Regions from separate parts of the Homo sapiens genome. Here region 1 is linked to region 2. Evidence: chromatin contacts called from ENCODE Hi-C or POLR2A ChIA-PET data. All regions are on one chromosome and are shown on one strand. Each heading gives the region's core, a stretch centred on a gene start or an enhancer-like site at or near the end of the contact. The rest is flanking DNA. Distances are from core to core; before and after follow the strand shown. Region 1 has its middle 25 kb from the start of GLCCI1-DT. Region 2 overlaps LOC124901586 (a long non-coding RNA gene).

Region 1 (7,003 bases), core at 3,479-5,978, 33 kb after region 2:
AAAATTAAGAAATAAGAAGTTAGACTTGCTCAAAACGATATTGAAATGTATGAAAGTGACAACCCTTTCCACAATGATAGTTAAATAGGAAGCTCTTAAACATCGAATAGAAAGTGCTTAGGCATCTCTTTGTACTTTTAAAAACAGTATATGATGAAGTAATTGTAACAGAGAAAGTGATGAATTATTTAGTAAATGATGTTGGAATAATGGCTAAAGAAGGATAAATTTTCACCTTAAACTGTATTCTGAAATAAATTCTAGATAAGTTAAAGAAATATAAAAAATTAAAAGCATTATAAACTACAAGGGAACACAGAAAATATGTAACAGATTCCGGATGTCATTTAAGTCACTAAATCCAATGACTGCAGCACCAGTTGATAGTCTTGACTGCAAACGCTTTTTTTATTCCCTTTGCTTCCTTTGGCTTTCATAACACTTCCCTAATTTTTCTCTTACCAGTTTGGCCACTACTTCTCCAGTGACTTTGCAGGATTATCCTCCTCTGGGGACCATTATATGTTTGAGTTTCTCTGGGCCCATCCCTTCTCTCCACTGTCTTCCAAGGATTCTCATCATGCCTATGGCTGTAGTTACCACCTCCTGTCAGGTGACTCTCAAACTCCAGCCTAACCATTTCCAACTTTTCAGTATTAGTCAGGATCCATGCAGGAAATGTATGGCACATTCAAAATGGGTAATTAAGAAGACTTTAGTTAAGAGATCATTTACAGAGGGTTTAGGGAAGGCAACAAAGGATAATGGTACAGTATCTCAGGGAACATTACTGCTTTAGGCCTAAACAAGGAAGCAGGTGGAAATGATTACTGAATGAGAGTGAGAGAGAGGAGGAGGTGGCAAAGGAGTGGTACAAGTAGGAAAAGGTGGGGAAGAGGGGCAGGAGAAGGAAGGGGAAGAGAGAATGCAGTATGGAGATAATATGGAATAAATAATCAGCCTCCACGCTCTGCCTTCAGTCTTCTGCTTCTACCTCCCATTGGCTGAACCTAACTAGAAGACAGAGAACACGGGAACCAGGTGCTAAGGTTACATGGGATGTTGATTCATTTCATACAGGTCAGTCTCTCTGGATACAGCAGAATAGAGAAGGGTGGAGAGTGGCTCTATGTGGGAAAGCAGAAGATATCCACCTAGCATTCACCTCCTACCTGGCTTCTTCTCCAGGACATCCCAAGAGCATTTCAAACTCAACGGGTCCACAATTGAGCTCATAAACTGCCCGCTGCATACCCTCTCCTCTCAAAAAACAAACTAACAAAAATCCAAACTGGTTCTTTGTCAGTGTTTTCCTTCTTTTTTGTTAACAAGTTTATTTTCTTGCATTTCTTATTTTAAAAATTTTACTGTATATATTTAAGGTGTACAACATGATGTTTCGATATACATATAGAAAGTAAAAAGGTTACTATAGTCAAGCAAATTCACATCCATTATCTCACATAATTACTTGTTTTTTGTGTGTGGCACCTGAAATCTACTCTTTTAGGGAAAATCTCAAGTACAATACAATATTATTTCATGGAGCCCTCCTGTTGCACATTAGATCTTCTAATGTTATCTTATGTCATCAAATGCTATCAATGTCAGGATTGAATTCTCATTACCATGGAATGGATTAAACTGGGGCAAGAGTAGGAGCAAATAGATCAATGAGGAGGCTGTTCCATTAGTGCAAGCAGAAATGATGATAGAATGGACTAAAGCAGTGTTGGTAAATATGAAGAGAAATGGACAGATTAAAGTGGATAGATTAAAGAGATATGTAGAAAGCAAAAGTAATAGGATTTGGGGGTTTGATAGAATTGGATGTTGGGGGTAAAGGTAATATGGTTGTCAAAGATGACACCATGGATTTTAGGAAGGAGGCAGCACTCTTTAACACGGACTTATTAACCCTGCATAGTCAGCTTCTCCCAGCTCCATCCCCCAACCTCTCAGCCTTTCCAGCTTCATCTTATACCAAGACCCTCTCAGGATCCGGTGGCGTTTACTTTCTTTTATCCCTCTTATTTCCTGTGCTTGTTCCTGAGCAGGACCTTTGCACCTATAGTTCCTACTACCTGTAATGCCCTTACCCAGCTACCTGACTCCTTTTCATCATTCATAGTTCAATCACCGTTTCCCCAGGGAAGCTTCCCCTGATTTCCTTAGTTAGTCCTAATTTTCCTATTAGAGCTCTCATATATTGTGTACCTTCTCTTTGTAGGATCTGTCCACTGGCAGCTCACACTTATTTGGGTGGCTTTTCAGTTTAATGTTTGCCTTACCCTCGGTCCCCCCACTAGGATATAAACTAGGATATAAGACAGGGACTGTATCTTTTTTGGCTCGCTTGTGTATTATAGCCTGGAACCCTGTGGTTGCTACGCACAGACACACACACACACACACACCTATTAGTGAATGAATAACAGTAAAAGCAATGGAATATATCACAAAGAAAAATACTGGTATATTTAATTACATTAAGACTATATTCTTCTCTGAATTAAATAAGACTACATAGCAAATAATGAACAAGTGATAAACTTGGAGACATAGTCATAATAAATAGACAACAAGATTACACCCTCAATAGAGTTCTTACCACATCAACAATAAAAACACTGATAATGCCTAATAGGAATTGGCAAAAACCAAATAAAAAACTCCAAAAATCCCATAAAGAGAAAGGGTTCTGACAGCTTCTCACTGTAAAAATTGGAAGCCCAAATCAAACTAACCTAAACACTAAGGAAATAATATATTTTTGCATGTAACCAGAAAGTCAGGTTGACTTCTCTGAGGTTCACAAGATAACACCCAGCAGCACGTGGGGACAATACGCTTTCCTGTTCACATTCATCAGAGGAGAAGTGGAACCTCTCTCTCTCTCTTTTTTTTTTTTTTTTTCTTGGCTCACTGCAACCTCTACCTCCTGGGTTCAAGCGATTCTCCTGCCTCAGCCTCCCGAGTAGCTGGAACTACAGGCACCCGCGACCACACTCGGCTAATTTTTGTGTTTTTGGTAGAGGCAGGCTGGTCTCAAACTCCTGACCTCAAATGATCCACCCACCTCGGCCTCCCAAAGTGCTGGGATTACAGGTGTGAACCACCACACCAGGCCGTAGAATCTCTTTTCTAGCAACAAAATACAAGTGCTTCTTCTCAGCCTTATTGACTCAGATTAGGACCAACCTGGATTAAATCTCTTGTCACAGGAATGCTATGTTTTGATTTTGAACCTTTCACTAGCCAAAGAGATTGGATTACTATGCTTGGTTCAATAGTAATCAGGACTCATTCCGAGAGCTGGGGTCAATTCCAGAAACTACATTGTTGTTGAGGAGTGAAACACGATGTCCACTGTAATTGGCCATAACCATAGGAAAGAAATGGTCAACTTTAGGATTGAGGGAGATAGAAGAAAATAAAGACAGCTGTGAGGCATCATTTTTCAACTCAAATTTAAAGCTGGCTTTTAAAATTACACCATTCACTGAAAATGGATTATAAATTGATTTAACTTTTCTGGAGGGCAATTTGGCAATATATGAAGCACCTTTAAAACATTTATGACAAATTTTGGAAAGTATACATATGTGTAGAAATAAGGAAACACAAAAATGTTCATGTGGCTGCCACTAAGTGGTAAGTTTATAGATGATTTTAATTTTCTTTTTAATATTTTCCATAGTTTTTAAAAACAGGCCTAATTACATTTATTTAAACACAAAGAACGTGAAGTAACCTGTTATTTAAGAACATGGACAAATTCCAGTCAAGAATATCCTCTAGAAGCTTGAGAGGTGGGAAAAGTAGTTTGGGGGATTTATTTGCTCTCTCAAGGTGATGAAAAGAAAAATATCTGAATCAAAGAGTCTGAGTTATGGAATTCTCTGCTTCTGGGGTTCTAGTGCAGCCCCGTTGGTCTGGAATTCAGGAAAAAAGATACAAGGCATAAAATCCCACAGAAAGTTACACAGTTGCAACAGAACATTTAGCATTTATTGCTTGTTCTTCTAATTAAACCTCTAATTCAACTCACTAGGCCCTTGCCTGCTAGCTTTAGTGAGTAAAGTTGAGACCATGTGACTGGACTTAGCTTGATTTAATGTCATGTTCATTGAGGAGAATGGTTGGACTTTTTTTTAAAAAACATGAGCATAGGAAATATCTGAAGTCACTTTTAACACTAGTCTGAACATGTAGGATAAAGGAATGTGTGTTACTGAATTGGGATTTCCAATAGATATTTAACCCAATGTGATTTGGTGATGATGTTCTTTCTTCAGATTTAATTTCATAATTTCCTCACTTATCTCAGACCACTCCCTCAGTTCGCTTTCTGCCTTAACTATCACCTCTAAGTAACATGGGATAAGTCACTTAACCTTTGCTGTATCCTTTCAAAAATAGGCCTCTGTCACGGAATTTCCTCTCTCTAAACATCTCTAAAGTTCTGTTGGTGTGAAGAATTAGTACGTCTCTTCTGGTTATATGAATTTAAGAAAGCATTTAGGTTAATGAGGGAAAATTGAATTTTAATGGTCCTCCCTTAAAAGGCTTTACAAAAGATTTTTTAGCTAGATGAGGTGGGAATATATATGCTAGCACCAGATTCCACTTATCAGTCATCCAGCAGTTACAGCAAGCCAGCAGCTCTGCCTGCGCCTGAGTTGGCCATGTATAGACAAGTGAGGACTGCAGAGGCAGGAAATATGGGGTTACGTTGATTTCCCTCTATTAGCAGCAGCTTAAACCGGCATGCTGGGCAGCACTGTCTCCTATTGGCTACAGCTGCTGAGAGCAGCAGGATGAGGGTTGACCTATATCTGTCAGGTGTAGGTCAAACCCTGAATTTTTGTTGCAAACTTCAGTCTTCTAGAACGCCAAGTTTCACTTGTGCTCAACCACATACAATATTTTTATCAGGATCTGTGATATACTCCACCTGCAAAGAGCTTGCATCTGTGGGTTTCCCTCTCTGGATTCTTTTGCTTTCTTTCTTGCTGCCTCTCCCTCCTGTCACCCTCTTACCATTTTTGTCCCCTGCTTCCGTGTCATCCTCTGGCTGAGAAGGGTTGAGATGGTCACAGCTGTGCTCCTTCTAGTAATCACAGTAACACCAGCCCTTCTCTGCCTGCCCCAGTTTCCATCTGACCAAGCTGTGCCCGTTCCTTTCAGTTGCAGTTATTGCCCCAGGTTGGCACAGCCTGTGCACATATGTGCTCCTCTGGGCCACCATGGTTTCGGAATGTGTCAGTTGCTAATTACAACTGCAGCTGTGCACAGAAATACAGCACACATTCAAAATGTGGGTCCTAAAGTTCCTACACAGTAAATATTTCTTGATAGTTTTAAGGCCATTTTTTTTCTTATTTTTTTTTTGTAAAGATAGACTTTTAAGTATTTAGACATGTATTTTTCTAGATGAGAGAATAAACTACTTGAATTTTCATTTATTCAGCCACCATCTAACTGTGACAAAGGTCCTTTCCCTCTGCCTTTGGTCTCAGTCAATATATGTATGTTGTTTTGGGACTTAATTGGTATTGTGTTTTTATTTATTTACACTGACATCACAATGTGAAACTTACCATAGTCAGTCCTGCCTTCATACTAAAGCATCAGTACACTGTGGGCTTCCACTTACAATGCAGAAACTGCATTCCATGACCCGTTATCATTTCTTCACTGAGGCCTTGTAGTAATAGTAAAGAAGCCCAAATGCTGGAAAAATTATTCTAGAACCTCAGGTCCCCATGCGTACAAACTACATCACAGTAATTTGAGATGGAAAAGACCTATTAAGTCATCCCACTGATTCTCTGAGGACCTGCGGTGTTTTTTCCCTCTCCAACAGGCTGATCTACTTTTTAATGGCTTTTCCAACTGTAAATGGCACAAGTGATGGGGTTTCCACCCTTCCCAAGGCTGTACAGCCTATAATAGATCTCTCCATTAGGGCCTGTGACTCGTTCAGCTGCCTAAATCATCTTTGTTTTGACTTTCATTTACCATCACTCCTCCTGCTGTCCCCTTGCACACTAAATAATTTCTCTCTGTCCCCACTATTTACACCCTTCAAGTACTTGTTGCCCATGAGCCAGTCCCGTTAGAGCCACATGGTCATGCTGAGAGACTTGTCTCTTTCATCTTCTCTCTGAAGGCTGTCCCTTCAGACTTATGAATCATATTTGTTGCTCTTCAATGAATGCCCATCAGTTTCTTAATAATTTGCTTCATTTCTTTGTTACTGACACTGCTCAGGAAAATCTTCTTTGTCTCCGTCGCTGCAAAACAAGAAGATAATGGTAGTAGAATCTCTGCTAACAGAAAATAGAGCGGAGCTTTTCAGCTACCAGGTATCTTCCTACCCAGGACAATGGAATCATCTAATCAGTTATCTTTAACTCTCTTACTTGGGGTGCACAATTGCTATGTTAACAGGTGTTAGGTGTGCATGTGGAGACAGGGATAGTTCATCTATATTTTATCTGGGAAGGCTTTGTTGTGGTGTATTTAGTTAATGCCCATTAGCTGTTTAAGTCATATTTCCCCACCAACCTCACTTCCCAGTTGGAAAAGCTTCCTTGAACTCCCTCAAGAGAATGCTAACCTCCTCCTTTCCATTACTATGCCTATGTTTACTGATACTAAATTGTGTGACATCAGTGACATCAGCATCTTTGCCAGAGGAGGAATTCCTTTGCTATGAGAGAGGCAGAGTGTGCCCTTTACCTTGAATGAACATGAATGGTACGGCAAACCGGGAAATTCTGGCAGTGGGTTTTGTAATTCCAGGGTTAATAGTGTTCAGCCTGTCCCGTCTGTACCCCTCTCCAGAGCCTACTCCCTGGCTACTGTGTGTGCTTATACACCATCTAAAGTACTGAATTTAATAAGGTCTGGCCTACTGTGCTCATTGTTCGTATTTATGCAATAATAATAATACCAACATAGTGCTTCACAAACTGTTTTTGTCTAATTGCATCAT
Region 2 (6,504 bases), core at 3,671-6,170:
AAGATGTTTGACATCTCTGGAGAATGCCAGGATCCTCATAATTGTGACAACCAAAAACATGTCCATGCATTTCTAGATGCACCCTAGGGAATTGGCACTGCCATGGATTGAGAACCACTGCTCTAACTTCTTACAGGTTTTCACATCTGTCCTATTACATTTAGAGCAATGTTAGAGAATTAAAATCTCTTAAAATCTCAAAAGGGAATCATTTACCTGAAATTCGTTCAGCTTCATGTTGGTGTCCTTTTCTCCTATTAAACTAAAATAAAAAATAAACTTAATACAGAATAAGCCTGTTTATAGAATGCAACAATTTTCATTAATAAAAAAGTATTTGTTGAAACAAGGAATCTGAAAAAATACACAGTTACTTTGCGTATTTTTATTGTGATAATATATGTGTAACACACAATTTACCATTTTAACCATTTTAACCATTTCAAAGTATACAGTTCCATGGGATTACTTACATTCACATTGTTGTGCAATCATCACCACTTTCCATCTCCAGCACTTTTTCATCTTCCCTGATATGGTTTGGCTGTGTCCCCCACCCAAATCTCACCTTGAATTGTAATAAACCCCATGTTTCAAGGGCGGGGCCAGGTGGAGATAATTGAATCATGGGAGCTGTTCCCTCATACTGTTCTCATGGTAGTGAATAAGTCTCATGAGATCTGATGGTTTTATAAATGGGAGTTCCCCTGCACAAGCTTTCTTGCCTGCTGCCATGTAAGACATGACTTAGCTCTTCCTTTGCCTGCCGCCATGATTGTGAGGCCTTCCCAGTCATGTGGAACTGTGAGTCAATTAAACCTCTTTCCTTTGTAAATTACCCAGTCTTGGCTATGTCTTTATTAGCAGTGTGAAAACAGAGTAATACATTCCCCAATGGCATATTTAACATGAATTATATATAGTCATTTGCCATTTGCCAATCTTTTAATTTGGGGCCAAGATCTTTTCTTTGAGAGTGGTCCCCTGATTGGAATTCCCCCTCACCATCTTTTTTGCATGAATTACCTACCACTCTCTAAGATTATCAGTTTTCAATTTTTAAAAAATGAAACAAGACACTTGGAAAGGAACTGAGTGTAGAATCCTCCTAGATTCCCCCAACCCCCTATGTGTCATGCATCATGCTCACAGCTATTTTGAAAGCAAACTAAAAAAAAAAAAAATTGAGAAGGATTCTCGCTGTGTTGCCCAGGCTGGTCTCAAACTTCTGGGCTCAAGCAATCCTCCTGCCTTGGCCTCCCAAAATGCTGGGATTATAGGCATGAGCCACTGCACCCACCCCGAAAGCAAATTTTTAATCACCCTATATTTATCCAGTCTTTCTAACATACTCAATCTAGTTTGTATGGAAACAAAAATTTGTTCTTTTTGCATTTATATTTTGTCAGTTTTCTTAACATTTATTTAAATTATATAATTAAAAAAAGTTTGGGTTCAAACACCCAAATTGAATCATGGAAAACTTCCAGCTGAACTGGTGGGGACAGAAGTATAGGGCATCTAAAGAGCTATCTGCTTGCACATTTAAAGTGAAGGGTGACACGGCATGATCTGGCAAGTCAGATATTATATTAACATAATAGATTGAAAATAGTATGTATACTTGGGATGGTTAATTTTATGTGTCAGTTTAGCTAGGCCACGGGGTGCCCAGATATTTGGTTAAACGTTAATCTTCTGTGTCTGTGACAGTGTTTTTTGATGAGGTTAATGCTTGAATAGGCAGACTGAGTAAAGCAAACTGCCTTCCATAATATGGGTGGGCCTCATCCTATCCTTTGAAGACAACATGAATAAAACAAAAAGACTCCGTAAGGGGGAACTCCTCCTGCCTGACTGCTTTGAGATGGGACACCAGTTTCTTTCTGGCTTTTGGACTTGAAACTGAAACATTGGCTGTTTTTTTAGTCTCCAGCCTGCTAAGTTTCAGATTGGAAATACATGTCACCTTCCCTGGGTCTCCAGCTTGCCAACTGCAGATCTTGGGATTTCTTGGCCTCCATAATTGCATGAGCCAATTCCTTATAATAAATCTCTTTTAGGATCTCTCTAGTAGGATAAATTGGTATATTGTTGTTTTTTTTTTTTTTTACCTTAAGAAAAACCAATAGCTTAATTTTTCCTCGATATATATTTAGAAAATTGGTCTGAGAAGAGTTTTCATGAAACAGACCAGAGAACTATGTATAAAATTAAGAGTTCTAACCCAGTAAGAAAAAGTGCAAAAATGAAGCACACATTCCCAGGGGCCACTGCAGCCTAGGACCCTCCCATCAGAGGGAAGGCAAGGTCTTTGATGGCTTTTGAGTTCAGCTGAGGGATCATGCTGATCTTCAGGAATTTGTTGCTTGCATACTTATTCTTGATGGCGATGAATTTAGTTAAGTTTTCATTTACTTTCAGCACATTTTTGGCCACGTGCTGCATGACTTCCAATACTTCATTCTGTGTGTATCCTGTATAACACTGCTGCTTTAAGTTCCATTTTCCTTGGCCCAGAACCTTCTGAGACAAGCAGGAAGCAGCTGTTGCTGCCTTAGAAGGATGATAATGCATCATATCGTAGTCAATGAGAGTCAGCTCCATCAAATATTTGGCTAAAGTGTGCTGTTCAACATCAGCCTTCCCGGCTTTTGATGCTTGCCTTAAGAAGTGTAGTGGCAAGGGTCCACCCACCTCAAATTTCAGTTCTTTCAAAATTAGTTTCCATTTCTTGGATTTGGAAACTAGTATAAGCATTGTCTGTGATGTAAACAAAGCCTTCAGTATTTGGAGAAAACATCTCCTCATACTTGGAAGCCAAGAGCAGAGCAGTAATCCAAACTAGTTGAAGCTTCCTCTGGGAAACTGGCTGAACCAGTAAAGATCAATCCATAATGGCAACACACACATACAGAGTCTCCTGAAGAAGCCTAAACTTGGAGTGGATTTGCACCAACCAGTCTACCAGGATGGTATGCTTATGTCCATTTACATCTCATCCACCTAAGACATGTGGGTTTATGAACTGCAAAATCTCCAGCTGCCTGAGGTACTGATAGATACCCTTAAATAGTCACTGCAGAGCTGAGGGTTATTCCAATCTTTGTTATCAATATCCTCAATTTTGTAGAGCAAAGCATCAGAAAAAGCTCGGCAGATGTTCTCTTCTTTCACGGAGGCATCCTCAGGTATGGGAGAAGGACCCTTTGGAGCCAACATTTCCATCTGTACTGTTTCACAGAAGCAGTAGGTTTCAGTTGTTTGTTGACATTTGTTGTTTCCCTGGGTTGAACTGGCACTTTGGTGTTCTGAGCTTTCTTAGCTACTTGTGCTGCTCTGGCTGTAACTCTATTTCCAATTTATTCTAAAATGGAATGCCTAATAGTCACATGACTCTTAGGTTTAGAATTAACTCCTGTCTCTCTGTCTCTGCATATACCCATTTACCCTATTGGTTCTGTCTCTTTGGAGAGTCCTAATAGAATACCTGACAACTAAATGCAATGTGGATCTTGGGACAGAAAGAGGACATTAGTAGAAAAACTGGTGAAATTTAAAAAGAGCCTGGAATTTAGTTAATAGTAATGTACCAGTGTTGGTTTCTTAGTTGTAACAAATGTACCATAGTAATGTAAGATGTTAGCAATAGAGGAAGTTGGTTGAGAGCTCTAGAACGCTCTGTATTATCTTTGCAACCTTTCCATAAACCTAAAATTATTCAAAAATAAAAATTTTGTTTTAAAAAATAGCATGTACCATACAATCTCTCTCTCTGAAACTGCTCCTAATTGTCTAGCTTTCTATTTGTATTTATGGATTCTATTCACCAAATGTTAGTAATCTTTACTTTGGGAAGTAATTTACTTCTTTCTTTGTGCTTTTCTGTATTGTTTGAATTTTAAAAATATATATATATATATATTACTAAAATAGTGAAGTCATTTTTTAAAACATTGGAGGCTGTTTTGAAAAGATGACTTCTAAAAATCTTCCAGAAAACTCTATGATCTTTGATTTGGTGTTATTTTTTTAATAGCACTGTCTCACCTATAACATTCTCCTTAGGCACCCAAAAATGATTTTATGATGAGGCTCCAAGATTGATACTCTGTGGCAGGACTTGAAAAATGACCAGGTTGTGTTACCATAAGAACATGTTCCTGTTTTGTTTTGTTTTCTTTTTTATTTTTCTAGTTCATTAAGGCTGCTATAACAGAATACCATAAACGACAGAAATTTATTTCTTACAGTTCTGGAGGCTGGGAAGGCCAACATCAAGGCACCAGCAGATTCAGTGTCTGGTGAGGGCCTGTTCCCTGGTTTATAGATAGCTGCATTCTCACCCTTACATGGTGGAAGGGGCAAATGAATTATCTGGGGTCTCTTATTCATAAGGACACTAATCCCCTTCATGAGGGCTCTTACCTCATGGCCTAATCACCTCTCAAAGGCCATGTCTCCTGATACCATCACATTGTGGGTTAGGATTTCAACATAAGAATGGGGTTGGGTGGGGAAGCAAACATTCTTTAAATAGCACCGACCCATACATAGCTTAATGGTTTATGTCAGTGTGTTACTATAGCTATTTGCTGGCGATAAGCATCGTAAGGAAATGAAAGGCTTTTGGTTGCAATTCTCCTGTGGTTCTGTCCAGTGAAGCAATGAGTCAGGGATTTTTATCTCCAAATCAAAGCAGAGCTCACCTTTTAGTAATTGGAGGAATTAAAAGAACAAATTTCCTAAATGTTCTATGTTCTAGTACAAATAAAATTTTTTAATACTCTGTTTATCCTCATATCTTCTATTTTCTTTGTTCTCTTCATCTTGTCTCTATGTCTCCTGATGTCCAACCTCTCTCTTTTGATCCTTTTTTCTTTTGAGTCAGGGTCTCACTCTGTCACCCAGGCTGGAGTGCAGTGACGACATGATGGCTTACTGTGACCTCAACCTCCTGGACTCAAGCCATCCTCCCACCTCAGCCTCCCAAGCAGCTGGTACCACAGGCACACACCACTAAGCCCAGCTAATTTTTTTATTTTTTGTAGAGACATTGTTCTGCCCTGTTGCCCAGGCTGGTCCAGAACTCCTCTAGGCTCAAATGATTCTCCTGTCTTGGCCTCCCAAAGTGCTGTGGTTACAGGAATGAGACACTGCGCCCAGCCTCCTTTGACTTAAAATATTAGGTCTATTGTAAATTCTCAAGGGAGCCATTTTTTTCTTTTTCCACTCTAATACTGTGAATTCTTTGCGGATGGAGAGACTGTTCTCTTCATTTCTGTTTCCCTTCACCTAGCACAGTCCTCACCCATCAAATCATGGAGGATTGTAGCCACAGCTGCAAATGGAACCCTGGAGTTTTCCAGTTCCTCCTACTCATTCAAGTTCTATGTCTCCCTTCTTCCCTTTGTTTTTCTTTCTCAGGTCCTTTTTCTTCTTGTAATGTAGTTATAGGCTTATCGCCTGTATTCTGTGCCTTCTGAATGTCCAGGCTCTAAGGTCATTCTGCTGATTATATGAGGCCAGGTCTTCCCTTTAACTTGTGCTTCTGTAAGGTAATAATCTAAGCTATACCAGTGGTTCTTAAACTCTAGCAGGCATTAGAATCACCTGGAGAGCTTGCTAAAACAGACTGCTGGGCCCACTCCTAGAGTTTCTTAATTAGTAGGTCTGGGATGGCACTGGAGAATTTGCATTTTTAACAAGTTTCTAGTAGATGCTGATGCAAATACTGATGCTGCTAGTCCAGGGACTACACTTCGTACATCGTGGATCTACATTCTACAGAATCATTGGCTGGGCTAGCTCCTCCTTTGCAAGGAGGCAAAAAGAAATGCAGATGTTCAGTGTCTAGAACTTATCCATAAAGTAAAAATAATAGGAAGAATATACATGTTTTATTTTAAACCCAAGATATAAAGGCGTTTTTTCCCTTATAATGATTATTCTTCAAATCATCTCTATACACCATAAGTAAAGTTAAAAGTGCTAAAGGAGGAAAAACTATTGATATTTCTATCAGAACACATAAAAAGGTTAATTATGGCATGCACGTCTTAAAGATCTCCTTGCCATCTGAGCCATCTCCAGAAATACTTGCCATAGAACAGAAATAGAAATGATTATATGAGTAAATTATCACCCACACTCCTCGCATGCATCATTTCATACCACAAGCCTTTTCTCTTTTCAAGGAATAATGGTTTTACATTTTACTTTGTGATGGCACTCTAATTGCTAAATATAATAGGGGCATTATGCTACAAAGTTAAAAGACTCCAAGTGAAAAGATAAGTCAAATATAGTAATTTCACACAGCCAATGATTCTTCAAAGTATGCTTCTCTTTTTTTCCAGCTGTCTCCCAATTGTGAACTCTCACAGACTCATGAAAATTGAATACTAAGGCAGAGAAAAGCTAACAGGGATCCTAGAATATTTCTAGTCCAGGAGTCTGTAACTATGATCTACTGGCCAAATCTGGCCCACCACCTGTTTTCAT

The links. Hi-C counts contacts between places; a loop is a spot of excess contacts on that map. ChIA-PET counts read pairs that join two places held with the same protein, here RNA polymerase II (POLR2A). Pooled maps may share reads with other maps.
Region 1: a loop to region 2 is called in a map of B cell, with 1.8 times the contacts of the local background. The contact joins two enhancer-like sites. A Hi-C loop is called at or near these places in 6 of 168 maps with a recorded cell type or tissue (B cell, CD4-positive, alpha-beta memory T cell, OCI-LY7 and 3 more), 35 of 37 single-sample maps with no recorded cell type and 15 of 50 pooled maps. POLR2A ChIA-PET finds 5 or more read pairs at or near these places in 10 of 52 experiments (CD4-positive, alpha-beta memory T cell, CD8-positive, alpha-beta memory T cell, GM10248 and 6 more).

Annotation. Positions count from the first base shown.
Region 1 is chr7:7,939,988-7,946,990 of GRCh38, forward strand. No RefSeq gene overlaps it. Among named protein-coding and RNA genes, the nearest start is that of GLCCI1-DT, 25 kb to the right of the region's middle. RefSeq lists an enhancer at 4,807-5,016 and a silencer at 5,227-5,276. Within about 2 kb of position 4,729, at least 10 of the 41 ENCODE cell types and tissues checked have a DNase peak (open chromatin) inside an H3K27ac peak, as active enhancers do.
Region 2 is chr7:7,907,016-7,913,519 of GRCh38, forward strand. LOC124901586 (a long non-coding RNA gene) reads right to left here. Exons shown (of 4, transcript XR_007060206.1): 3 at 217-262. It also overlaps the pseudogene CCNB2P1. Among named protein-coding and RNA genes, the nearest start is that of GLCCI1-DT, 58 kb to the right of the region's middle. Within about 2 kb of position 4,921, at least 2 of the 41 ENCODE cell types and tissues checked have a DNase peak (open chromatin) inside an H3K27ac peak, as active enhancers do.